Regions from separate parts of the Homo sapiens genome. Here region 1 is linked to region 2. A link is a loop called in an ENCODE intact Hi-C map of the cell type or tissue named here. Cell type or tissue: sigmoid colon. All regions are shown on one strand. Links, peaks and the distances in the headings refer to the core of each region. The heading gives the core; the rest is flanking DNA. Region 1 overlaps MX1 (MX dynamin like GTPase 1). Region 2 overlaps BACE2 (beta-secretase 2).

Evidence for each region. Hi-C counts contacts between places; a loop is a spot of excess contacts. Peaks named below come from ENCODE experiments on the same cell type or tissue, not always from the same donor. Only the 100,000 strongest peaks of a DNase experiment are listed, where the experiment ranks them.
Region 1: a loop joins it to region 2, with 14 times the contacts of the local background. A loop is called at or near these places in 99 of 110 quality-filtered maps.

Annotation. Positions count from the first base shown.
Region 1 is chr21:41,458,603-41,463,978 of GRCh38, forward strand. MX1 (MX dynamin like GTPase 1) reads left to right here. Exons shown (of 17, transcript NM_002462.5): 17 at 1-610. The coding sequence ends at 156. Among named protein-coding and RNA genes, the nearest start is that of MX1, 35 kb to the left of the region's middle. RefSeq lists enhancers at 1-89, 1,282-1,371, 1,912-2,111. In sigmoid colon, for the core only: a CTCF peak has its summit at 2,213 (motif pointing left); a DNase peak (open chromatin) is centred at 2,179.
Region 2 is chr21:41,280,636-41,286,011 of GRCh38, forward strand. It overlaps BACE2 (beta-secretase 2), which reads left to right. Exons shown (of 9, transcript NM_012105.5): 9 at 1-1,895. Among named protein-coding and RNA genes, the nearest start is that of FAM3B, 33 kb to the right of the region's middle. RefSeq lists an enhancer at 1-311. In sigmoid colon, for the core only: a CTCF peak has its summit at 2,777 (motif pointing right); a DNase peak (open chromatin) is centred at 2,771; H3K27ac peaks cover 168 bases; H3K27me3 peaks cover 471 bases.

The DNA of each region.
Region 1 (5,376 bases), core at 79-5,078, 180 kb after region 2:
CTTCAGAAGGCCATGCTGCAGCTCCTGCAGGACAAGGACACCTACAGCTGGCTCCTGAAGGAGCGGAGCGACACCAGCGACAAGCGGAAGTTCCTGAAGGAGCGGCTTGCACGGCTGACGCAGGCTCGGCGCCGGCTTGCCCAGTTCCCCGGTTAACCACACTCTGTCCAGCCCCGTAGACGTGCACGCACACTGTCTGCCCCCGTTCCCGGGTAGCCACTGGACTGACGACTTGAGTGCTCAGTAGTCAGACTGGATAGTCCGTCTCTGCTTATCCGTTAGCCGTGGTGATTTAGCAGGAAGCTGTGAGAGCAGTTTGGTTTCTAGCATGAAGACAGAGCCCCACCCTCAGATGCACATGAGCTGGCGGGATTGAAGGATGCTGTCTTCGTACTGGGAAAGGGATTTTCAGCCCTCAGAATCGCTCCACCTTGCAGCTCTCCCCTTCTCTGTATTCCTAGAAACTGACACATGCTGAACATCACAGCTTATTTCCTCATTTTTATAATGTCCCTTCACAAACCCAGTGTTTTAGGAGCATGAGTGCCGTGTGTGTGCGTCCTGTCGGAGCCCTGTCTCCTCTCTCTGTAATAAACTCATTTCTAGCAGACACTGCTCTGCCATGTTTTGTATTTTGGCGAGAAGCCTGAAACTAGCAGGTAGGGTGCAGTGGAGCAGTGGACGTAAAGCTGCCCTCTGTGGCGGGGCCAGGTAGGAGCAAGCAAAAGAACAGGGTCTGATGATTTCCTAGAGACTGGAGGGAAATGGGGGAACACACTTTAAAAAATGAAACAATATGAAGCCAACGGTGCTAACTTAATAATGTGCATTGATCAAATGTCCAATTTGTTGAGTCACTGGGCACCTGGCATGGAGTTGAAAAGCACAAGGCCCAGTCAGGAAGCGGTTGCCAGGCCAGGTGCGATGGCTCACGCTGTAATCCCTTCACTTTGGGAGGCCGAGGCGGGTGGATCACCTGAGGTCAGGAGTTCGGGACCAGCCTGACCAATATGGTGAAACCCTGTCTCTACTAAAAATACAAAAATTAGCTGGGTGTGGTGGCGTGTGCCTATAGTCCCAGCTACTCAGGAGGCTGAGACATGAGAATTGCTTAAACCCGGGAGGTGGAGGTTGCAGTGAGCCCAGATCGTGCCACTGCACTCCAGCCTGGGCTACAGAGCAAGACTCCATCTCAGGGAAAAAAAAAGGTTTCCCAGTGGGACTTTACCTGCAGAGGCTGTGGCTGGGGGAGCGGTCTGGGAAGCAGAGAAGGCGGAACACTAACCTTGGAGGAGAACCTGACTGAAGTTCTCTGGTCTAGCCTGGTTGGGGGAGACTCGAGCCACACTCCTACGCCCTGACTCTGAGAACCATGGCTCCCAATCAGTGCTGCTGCTGGGCCTCCTCACCATGAGGCCAGGGCAGGCTCAAGGGCAGGAAATCGAACAGTGGACTAGATGGATGGGGCAGGAGAGGACCGGACACTCTGTCCCTTAAGGGGAGAGTTGAAGGATCAGGATTGCCCCAGCCTAGGAAAGAGAAGGCCAAAAGGCAACAAGAGAGATGAAGTGTGAGCACCAAGGTGTGACATCCTCTGGGGAGGTATATTCTAGATGATCAGTGTGGGGAATGGGGGTACTTTCTACAGAGGGGCCCCCGGATGGCATGGCTTCCTCAAGAGCTGTGAGGTCCCAGGCAGTGGGGGCATCAGGCCAAGCTGCACAGCTGCTTGTCAGGTTGGGGGTGGGGGCTGGACCAGCAACACCATCCTCTCCCCTCTGGACCACGCCCCCCCATCCCAGATCTCTTCTGACTCTTGGGACTGTGTAATTTTCAATTCTTCGGGAAGTTTGAGAATACATTTATAAGAGAGGATGTCCGGAGAGCAGTGGACATTTCACAAGCCCAGGTCAGCAGCTGCCGCTGGGCAGCAACTTTATGGTTCCCCCAGGTGCTGAAGTGCACCTGCAGGTTGACTTGATCTACTGTTAACAGAGGGTGATCAGTTTGACTCATGCTTAAGGGAGAGACGACACCAACACACACACAGAGGTTTGCAAGAGTAAGGCAGGGTGGATCCAAACATTCTTAATTCAATACTAGGCACGCGTTCTCGCAGTGGACATGGCCCAGGTCCTCTGGCTGTGTTGGTGCATCAGACAGCTCGGCCCTTCCATGAGGCAGGTGCCCTCTCGTGGCAGGCCTGGGAAACTTCTCCACTACAAGACGTCCCTTCCTTCCACCACCACCCAAATCAGTCTTCCACTTGCCTTAAGTTTCTGCTGCACGGGAAACAGAGTCAGAGGTGTCAAAGTGTTGCACAGGATTCTATTTTGCTGTTGTTAGAATTTTGCTAGTGATAACCAGAGAGGATGGAGGAAGAAAGTTGACAGTATGTGTCCCAGAGAACAGCAATTTCAATTTCCCCAGCAGAGTGAACCTGCTGGGGATGCCCCAAGGTGCCCGCAAGGATGTTCCTTTCAGCCAAAATGAACATGTGTGGTGATCCCCCAGGCCTGTCCTAACTAGTCATCCAGAGCCGAGAGGGGAGTGGCCCCAGCGGCCAGAACTGGGAGAGAGCCCTGGAGACCACTTTGTGTGACTCCTTCCTGCACTTAGAGGGGCCCTGAGTTCAGGCAAGCAATGGAACTGCCCCTCCCTACCCACCCCTCCATTCCCAGCCATGACGGGCAGCGCTGGCATCACACCCTGCTCTCCGGCTTCCGTGGCCTGCCCTGTAAGTGAGGCAGGAAAATCGAGTCTGGAGGCAGGAATGTAAGGCTGATTCACACTTCAACTCTAACAGGGACTATCCCCTCCACAGGGAGTATGCCGAGTAAATGACTTTGTAACTTTACTTTATCCTCTTCATTTACATAGGGCCCCCAAAGTAACCAATGGAAACCTCTAGAGGGTATTTAAACCCCCCAAAAACTGTAATGGGGCCATTGAGCCCCTAGGCTCGGGCCGCTCCCACCCTGTGGTGTGTACTTTCATTTTCAATACATCTTTGCTTTTGTTGCTTCATTCTTTTCTTGCTTTGTTTGTGTGTTCTGCCTAATTCTTTGTTCAAGACACCAAGAACCTGGACACTCACCACCAGTAACATAAGCACTGGCTCAATGGTCCATTGACCTGTGCAGAACAGACAGGATTATAATGATGTCTGCTCAGGGACCTTCACTCCAGGCACATCTGGGGCTCAGGGGACCCCATAGGATGGGGCTGAGTTAGGAGCAGAGCAATGACAGGGCCAGGAGTGTATTGAACAAACCAAAGTAGAAAGCCCCAGTTTTCTGGAACCCAGGGTCTGTCATGCTGCAGGTGCTTAATAAATGCTGTGGTGCCATCCATGTGAGATGTGACTTGCTCCTCCTTGCCTTCCACCGTGATTGTGAGGCCTCCCCAGCCATGTGAGACTGCAAGTCCAATAAACCTCTTTCTTTTGTAAATTGCCCAGTCTTGGGTATGTCTTTATCAGCAGCGCAGAAATGGACTAATACAGTAAATTGGTACCAGTAGAGTGGGGCACTGCTGTAAAGATACCTGAAAATGTGGAAGCAACTTTGGAACTGGGTAACAGGCAGAGGCTGGAACAGTCTGGAGGGCTCAGAAGAAAACAGGAAAACGTGGGCAAGTTTAGAACTCCCTAGAGACTTGTTGAATGTCTTTTTTTTTTTTTTAATTAGATAGAGTCTCTTTCTGTTGCTTAGGCTGGAGTGCACTGGCACAATCTCAGCTCACTGGAACCTCCACTTCCCTGGTTCAAGCAATTCTCCTGCCTCAGCCTCCTGAGTAGCTTACAGTAGATCATGGGCACCTACCATCATGCCTGGCTACTTTTTGTATTTTTGTAGAGATGGGGTTTCACCATGTTGGCCAGGCTGGTCTTGAACTTTTGACATCAGGTGATCTGCCTGCCTTGGCCTCCCAAAATGCTGGGAGTACAGGGGTGAGCCACCACGCCCAGCCTTTTGAATGGCTTTGACAAAAATGCTGATAATGATATGGACAATGAAATTCAGGCTGAGGTGCTCTCAGATAAGAGATGAGGAACTTGTTGGTAACCGGAGCAAAGGTTACTCTTGTTATGTTTTAGCAAAGAGACTGGTGGCATTTTGCTCCTGCCTTAGAGATTTGTGGAACTTTGAACTTGAGAGAGATGATTTAGGGTATTTGGTGTAAGAAATTTCTAAGCAGCAAATCATTCAAGTAGAGACTTGGGTGCTGTTAAAGGCATTCAGTTTCAAAAGGGAAACAGCATAAAAGTTTGGAAAAGTTGCAGCCTGACAATGCAATAGAAAAGAAAATCCCATTTTCTGAGTAGAAATTCAAGTCAGCTGCAGAAATTTGCATAAGTAATGAGGAGCTGAATGTTAATCCCCAAGACAATGGAGAAAGTGTCTCCAGGGCATGTCAGAGGTTTTCACAGAAGCCCCTCCCATAACAGGCCCAGAGGCCTAGGAAGAAAAAGTGGTTTCATGGGCCAGGCCCAGGGTCCTTGTGCTGTATGCAGCCTAGAGACTTGATGCCCTGCATCCTAGCCACTCCAGCCATGGCTGAAAGGGGCCAAAATAGAGCTTGGGCTGTGGCTTCAGAGGTTGCAAGCCTTAAGCCTTGGCAGCTTCCATGTGATGTTGAGCCTGCCAGTGCACAGAAGTCAAGGATTGAGATTTGGGAACTTCTGCCTAGATTTCAGAAGATGTATGGAAACGCATAGATGCCCAGGCAGAAGTTTGCTGCAGGGTGGGGCCCTTATGGAGAACCTCTGCTAGGGCAGTGCAGAAGGGAAATGTGGGGTTGGAGCCCCTACACAGTCCCTACTGGGGCACTGCCTAGTGGAGCTGTGAGAAGAGGGCCACCATTCTCCAGACCCCAGAATGGTAGATCCACCAACAGCTTGCACCATGTGCCTGGAAAAGCTGCAGACCCTCAACACCAGCCCATGATGCAGCCAGGAAGGAAGCTATACCTTGCGAAGTCACAGAGGTGGAGCTGCCCCAGACCATGGGAACCCACCTCTTGCATCAGTGTGACCTGGATATGACAGATGGAGTCAAAGGAGGTCATTTTGGTGCTTTAAGATTTGACTGCCCTGCTGGATTTTGGACTTTTAAGGGGCCTGCAGCCCCTTTATTTTGGCCAATTTCTCCCATTTGGAATGGCTGTATTCACCCAATGCCTGTACCCCCGTTGTATCTAGGAAGTAATTAACTTGCTCTTGATTTCACAGGCTCATAGGTGGAAGCAACTTGCCTTGTGTTGGATGAGACTTTGGACTGTAGACTTTTGACTTAATGCTGAAATGAGTTAAGATTTTGGGGGACTGTTGGGAAGACCTGATTGGTTTTGAAATGTAAAGATACGAGATTTGGG
Region 2 (5,376 bases), core at 106-5,105:
CCTGTTAGCCACATCTGCGGAATGTGGAAGGCAGAACATAGCCACGCTGCTTAGTGCTGCCAGCGAACCTCAGGTTGCATCAGTGGCTGGAATCTATCACAGCTGTTGGGGATACGTAACTCCCAGCAATAAATCCAGTATTTTCTTCCCTGCCCTGAGCTTCCTCTGGGTTTCTTATCAGCAGCTATTACACACAGATGTCCAGTGCTTCTAAACTAAATTGTACTGTGTAACTTTTACATCACACTTGTGTGCTTAAAAAGCACACCGTGGGTAGTGACTGGGCCAAGAGACATCACAAAGCTTCCTGATAAATTTGAATCCAGCCACGGCAAGAGCGACGTGCGGGTACCTGGTCCCTGATGCTTGGGTGCCCCGTTGAGCCTCGGGTACTTCTTGGACACTATTGTGAGAGCAGCCATCCTGGTGTCTCTGCCAGCATCTTGGGGAACGCTGTGATGGTAAAATATCTGTCTCTCCTCTGGGAATCAGGGCAGCCCTGAGAAGTGAGCAGTTCCCTTTACAGATGGATAATTGTTTGTGTAAGACCAACCAGATAAAGTCCAAACTGTGTAGAACACACGTGTGCCTCACACATAGCCATCTGAGTAAAATATTTTTTCCAATGTAGATTTATAATTAGAAATGACAGATTTATAATATAGACTTCAGTAAGTTGGGCACAGCTGTCACTTTCGTGGTATCAATAAAAGGCTAGAAACCTTGGGTGTCCTTGGCAACCTAGCCTTTGACATTGATGTTTTTCCATAGGATTTTCTTCATTTGGGTTGGAATAAAAATGCATTTTTATTCACAAGGCACAGACAGATAAGAATATCATAAGCAGGGAAGTGTCTCCAAAGGTCAGGACATATGTTTTTCTGTTGAGTGCTATATGTGGAGGTCATTGCAAGTTCCCTGATATGAGTATGGTTTCGCTTGCTACATTGTGCCTATTAAAGTAAAATTTTACACAAGCCTCGCATTTCTAAGATTAGTGTTCCTGAATGAAATGTTAAGAAAACATTAAAAGATTATCTCTTTTTAAGATGGAGGAAAAAAAGTGAACAAAGCTAATTAATCTATCATGAAAATTGCACAAAATAACATTTCTTAACAAATTTAATACAATTTTGTGTTCTTTGTTGCTAGTGGTATAAAACGAGATTTTTTTCCCTCATTTTTCTCATTGTAGATGTCATCTCTCACATTTATATCAGTGAGGTTTGAAATTCTGTGTAGCAGTTACTCAGCACATATGAGAGGGCAGCGAATGAATGAGATTTGTCATGTGCTAATAAAAGCTGAATTTTTGTAATCTAAAATGATGTATTTTCTACTATTGCTGTTAATTTGCATTGTTAAAAATTCTTAAAGTTTAATATGTTATGTTCAGTCATTGAAAGCGACCACTCATTTTTTTCTTAAAGTTGATGCCTTTTCTGCTGTGCTAGAGTCAGTATTTTGCTTCTGGCAGGAGAGCTGCAAACTGTGTATCCTCAAACAGATGCAAAAAGTAGTGCTTTGCAAAACGTTTGTTTTCTGTTTATCTCAGATTAACATCCTTTAATACAAGTTTCTTAAGTGTAACTTGTATTTCTGAAAATGCTTAAAATTATTTTATATTTCCCTTTGGGAATTTTTCTCTATTTCCAGCACGCTGATTTGATTTAAAAATGTAATAAGACCAAGAGTTGGAGTAAAGGGATATTCATTCCATGTTAAAAGTGGCTTCATAGCTACTGACAAATGTCTGAACTATTGTCGTGCCCTTCAAAACTGGAGTTTTCTAAAATAATCTTATTTTTATACTTGTATGTTCCAGCAATTTAAGATATATACCATTGAAAGGGAAATAAAACATTTTTGTTTATTTGAATAAATAATACTCCCAACCTGTTGCTTTTGGAATGTTTTGTAAATACTTCTCTTGGGTCACATGTCTGGCGGTCCATTACGTCCACTCCTTCATTGTGGGTTCCTGGAAAATGTCAAGGATAAAATGGAGTGGAAGGGAGGGTTCAGGCTCAATCATTAAGATGCAAAACATGCTGAAGGTGGGGAGGGTAAAGTGCTTTAGAGTCTGGAAACCCTACAGGTGGAAAGAAAACACCTGCAGAGAAGAAACTCAGTAAGCACATTTCAGCGGTCTTAAGGATGGGACAGATGGCTTAGCTTGGTCCTGGGGACTGAGGGTGACCAGGTTGGCAATGCCTGTGCGGTCACTCCCATGATCACCCTGCAGGGAGATGGCATTCTACCATTTCACAGACGAGAAACCATCTCTGAGTCACCTGCCCAGAAAAACACAGCTAAAAAGTGGAGAGGAACCCAGCTCTGTTCCCCTCCAACAGCCCAGCTCTTTCTCTGCACTACACTCTGGTCCATCCGCCATCCTGAACCACACTCTCAGAGCCTAATGCATCACTTGTGCCAGAAGAATCCAGTCTAGTGGTCAGTCTCTAGAGAAGGGTGTGCACCAATATGGGCACAGCAGAAGCTCTTAGTGAATGAAATGAAGATCATCCATGAGCCATGATCTAGCTGCTATGCCAATCCTTTAAATATACGCTGCTTTCAATGACTAGACACTTTTTGTCTGACAATATCCAAATGAGGAGAAAAGAAGGAATCTCCAACCATTAGGAGGTAAAGTGATAGTTACTGGAGAAACAGAGTAGAGTATCTGCTTTCTAGTAAGAAGGAGATGATTTATCCTATTTCGCCATCCCTAAGCTGGAGGGGACATAACGGATGGGATTTTCACGAGTCTGTCACTAGGTGGTGGTGTTGTAAAGCGTTGTGGTATACATAACGTTTGTGCCTCTTTCCCCATTCCGTGTAGCTTTCACAAAGCAGCTTTTTATCAAGTATGGGTATGTAAGTAGACTACATCCCAGAGCTTTTTCATTCTGTGCTTTATAGAATCTGAAAAATAGGCCAGCTAGAGGGGTACTCAATCTTAGAGGCAACCGCCAAATACACATTTCCAGCCCTGGCCTCTACCTGGGTTTTTAGACTTGTATCTCCAAGTTCCTTCTGGACGTGTCTGCTTGGCCATCACTGGGAAGGAAACTGAGGCACAGAGGTGCTATAAAGTCTCCAGGTTCTTCTGGAAATGACAGCCAGATTCAAAACACCAGTGTGTCTGGTTACCAGGCACAAGCTCAATCATTATGCCATTGCCTTTTTAAGGTTAAAGATTTAAAATTACATATGCTAAAATCAAAATGCTACGAGGAAAAAATATTGGGGAAAATATTTGTAACAAATATAAGGGCAGAAGCTGACATTTATCGAACAGCAAATTCTGGCCACGCATCCTGCCATTTCATTCTCAGAACAACCCACAACGAGGTGCACGTGGTACTAAAAACATTTTAAAACCCAAGGTCTGAAGACGGAGCTGCTCCCAAGGACAGGCTCAGGGAAATCAGGAGGTCCAGGGAGGGGAGAATCTCACCCCACAGGATGAGATGCCACAGGCCAAAGGCTTAAGAGTCATCTCAGTAAAAAATGTAAAAACAAAAAGACCTACTGTCTTCAGCATACACAGATTGTACGAAATAAGCCAAGTGTATTATTTTCTGTATTTGATGCTGTGATAGCTGGAGCCCTGTTGACCCTGAAAGGACTGCCTCTCTCAGGGTTGGCTAATTCTAAGAGAAAGTCAACGACTCCCCTGGCAGCCTGCCTTTTAGATGGAAACCCCCGATCCAGAGCGCACACCCATCCACCTCCTCTCTGGAGCTCTCACACTCAGGCCATATCCACCTGCCCTCATCACCCCAGAGCCAGGTACCAGACAACTAGGCACAATTTCCCTGCCCAAAGCCACTGAAATTATTCTAACTAGCCAAAGCTAAGCCTGCTTACCCTGCCTCTTCCCTTCTTTCCTACAGAAACCACAGTAAAGCCTCCTGTTCCGTCTTGCCCCATCCTTCGGCCTCCTGACTACCCCTGTGCTTTGCTGCGTGGCCCTCAGTGGCAGCTGTGCCTTCTGTTTTTAGGCATCTATGAATACAAAGAGCTTCTTTCTTTATGACAGTCTTTTGTGTGTCTGTGTGCCTTATTACACCTCATTAAAACAAATCCCAGATACCCTTCAAACACCAAGAATAGAAGAGTGTTAGAGTCCAGTAGAAAAACATGCAAGGGCTGTCAACCAACAGCTGGCCAAAGTGGGAATACAAATGGCCGAGAAACTGAGAAGTGTTCAATCTTATTAATGTATGCATAATATGTAAGTAATTACAGATAGAATGAACAAAGCTTTTAATTATTAATAGATGTCCAAGAGGTCACCCATCTTCTGCTTTGCTGATGGAAAGTGTAAATCAAAACAATCATTTCAAAGAGCCCTAAAAAATAGCCAAGTCATCTTTACATCAATACTTTCTTTAGAAATCTCTCCTAAAGAGATAGAAATATGGACAAAATGGGATAGGGTATAGAGCAAAAAAAGCAATTTGCTGAATATGCCAATATTTCATTGATTTTTAAAGGGAAATATCATATATGGATGTGAGAGTATAGAATTTAAGAGTGTAGTAAGTACATGAAATTCACACTAATCTATTACCCTCAAATTAGGACTCATACATAAAGGAGATGGCTTAAGGATGTTTAAATTAATTTTATTTTGTATTCAAGTAATACGTTGTAATGGTTTATTTTATGTGTCAACTTGAATGAGGCATAGGGTGCCAGGATATTTGGTCAATTATTATTCTAGATGTGTATATTAACTCAGGCCACCATAACAAATGCTATAGGCTGGGTGGCTTAAAAAAACAGAATTTTATTTTCTCTAATGTCCTTGAGGCTGGAAAGTCCAACATCAAGATTCAGTAGGCTCCTGGTGAGGGATCTCTTCCAGGCTTGCAGGCAGCTGCCTTCTTCCTGTGTCCCCACATAGCCTTTCCTTGGTGTGTGAACATGGAGATCTCTCTGTTGCTCTTTCTTTTCTCATAGGGTTGCCAATCATATTGGATTAGGATCTCATCCTTATGACCTCATTTAACCTTAATTACTTCCTAAATGCCCTATCTCTTATGCAGTGACATTGGGGTGAGGGCTAGGATTTTTGGGGGCACACAATTCAGCTCATAGCAGTGTGTCTGTGAGGGTATTTTTGGATGAGATTAACATTTAAACTGGTAGAATGAGTAAAGAAGATTGCCTTAAGGCAGGTGGGCCTCATCCAATCACTTGAAAGCCTAAATAGAATTTAAAACACCTGATCATTTTACAAGCCCAAACTCCTCCTGCTTGATTGCTTTCACCTGGGACATGAGCCTTCTACCTTCAGACTCAGACTGAAACTCCAGCTCTTCTTGGGTCTGTAGCCTGCCAGCTTTTGGACTGTAACTTACA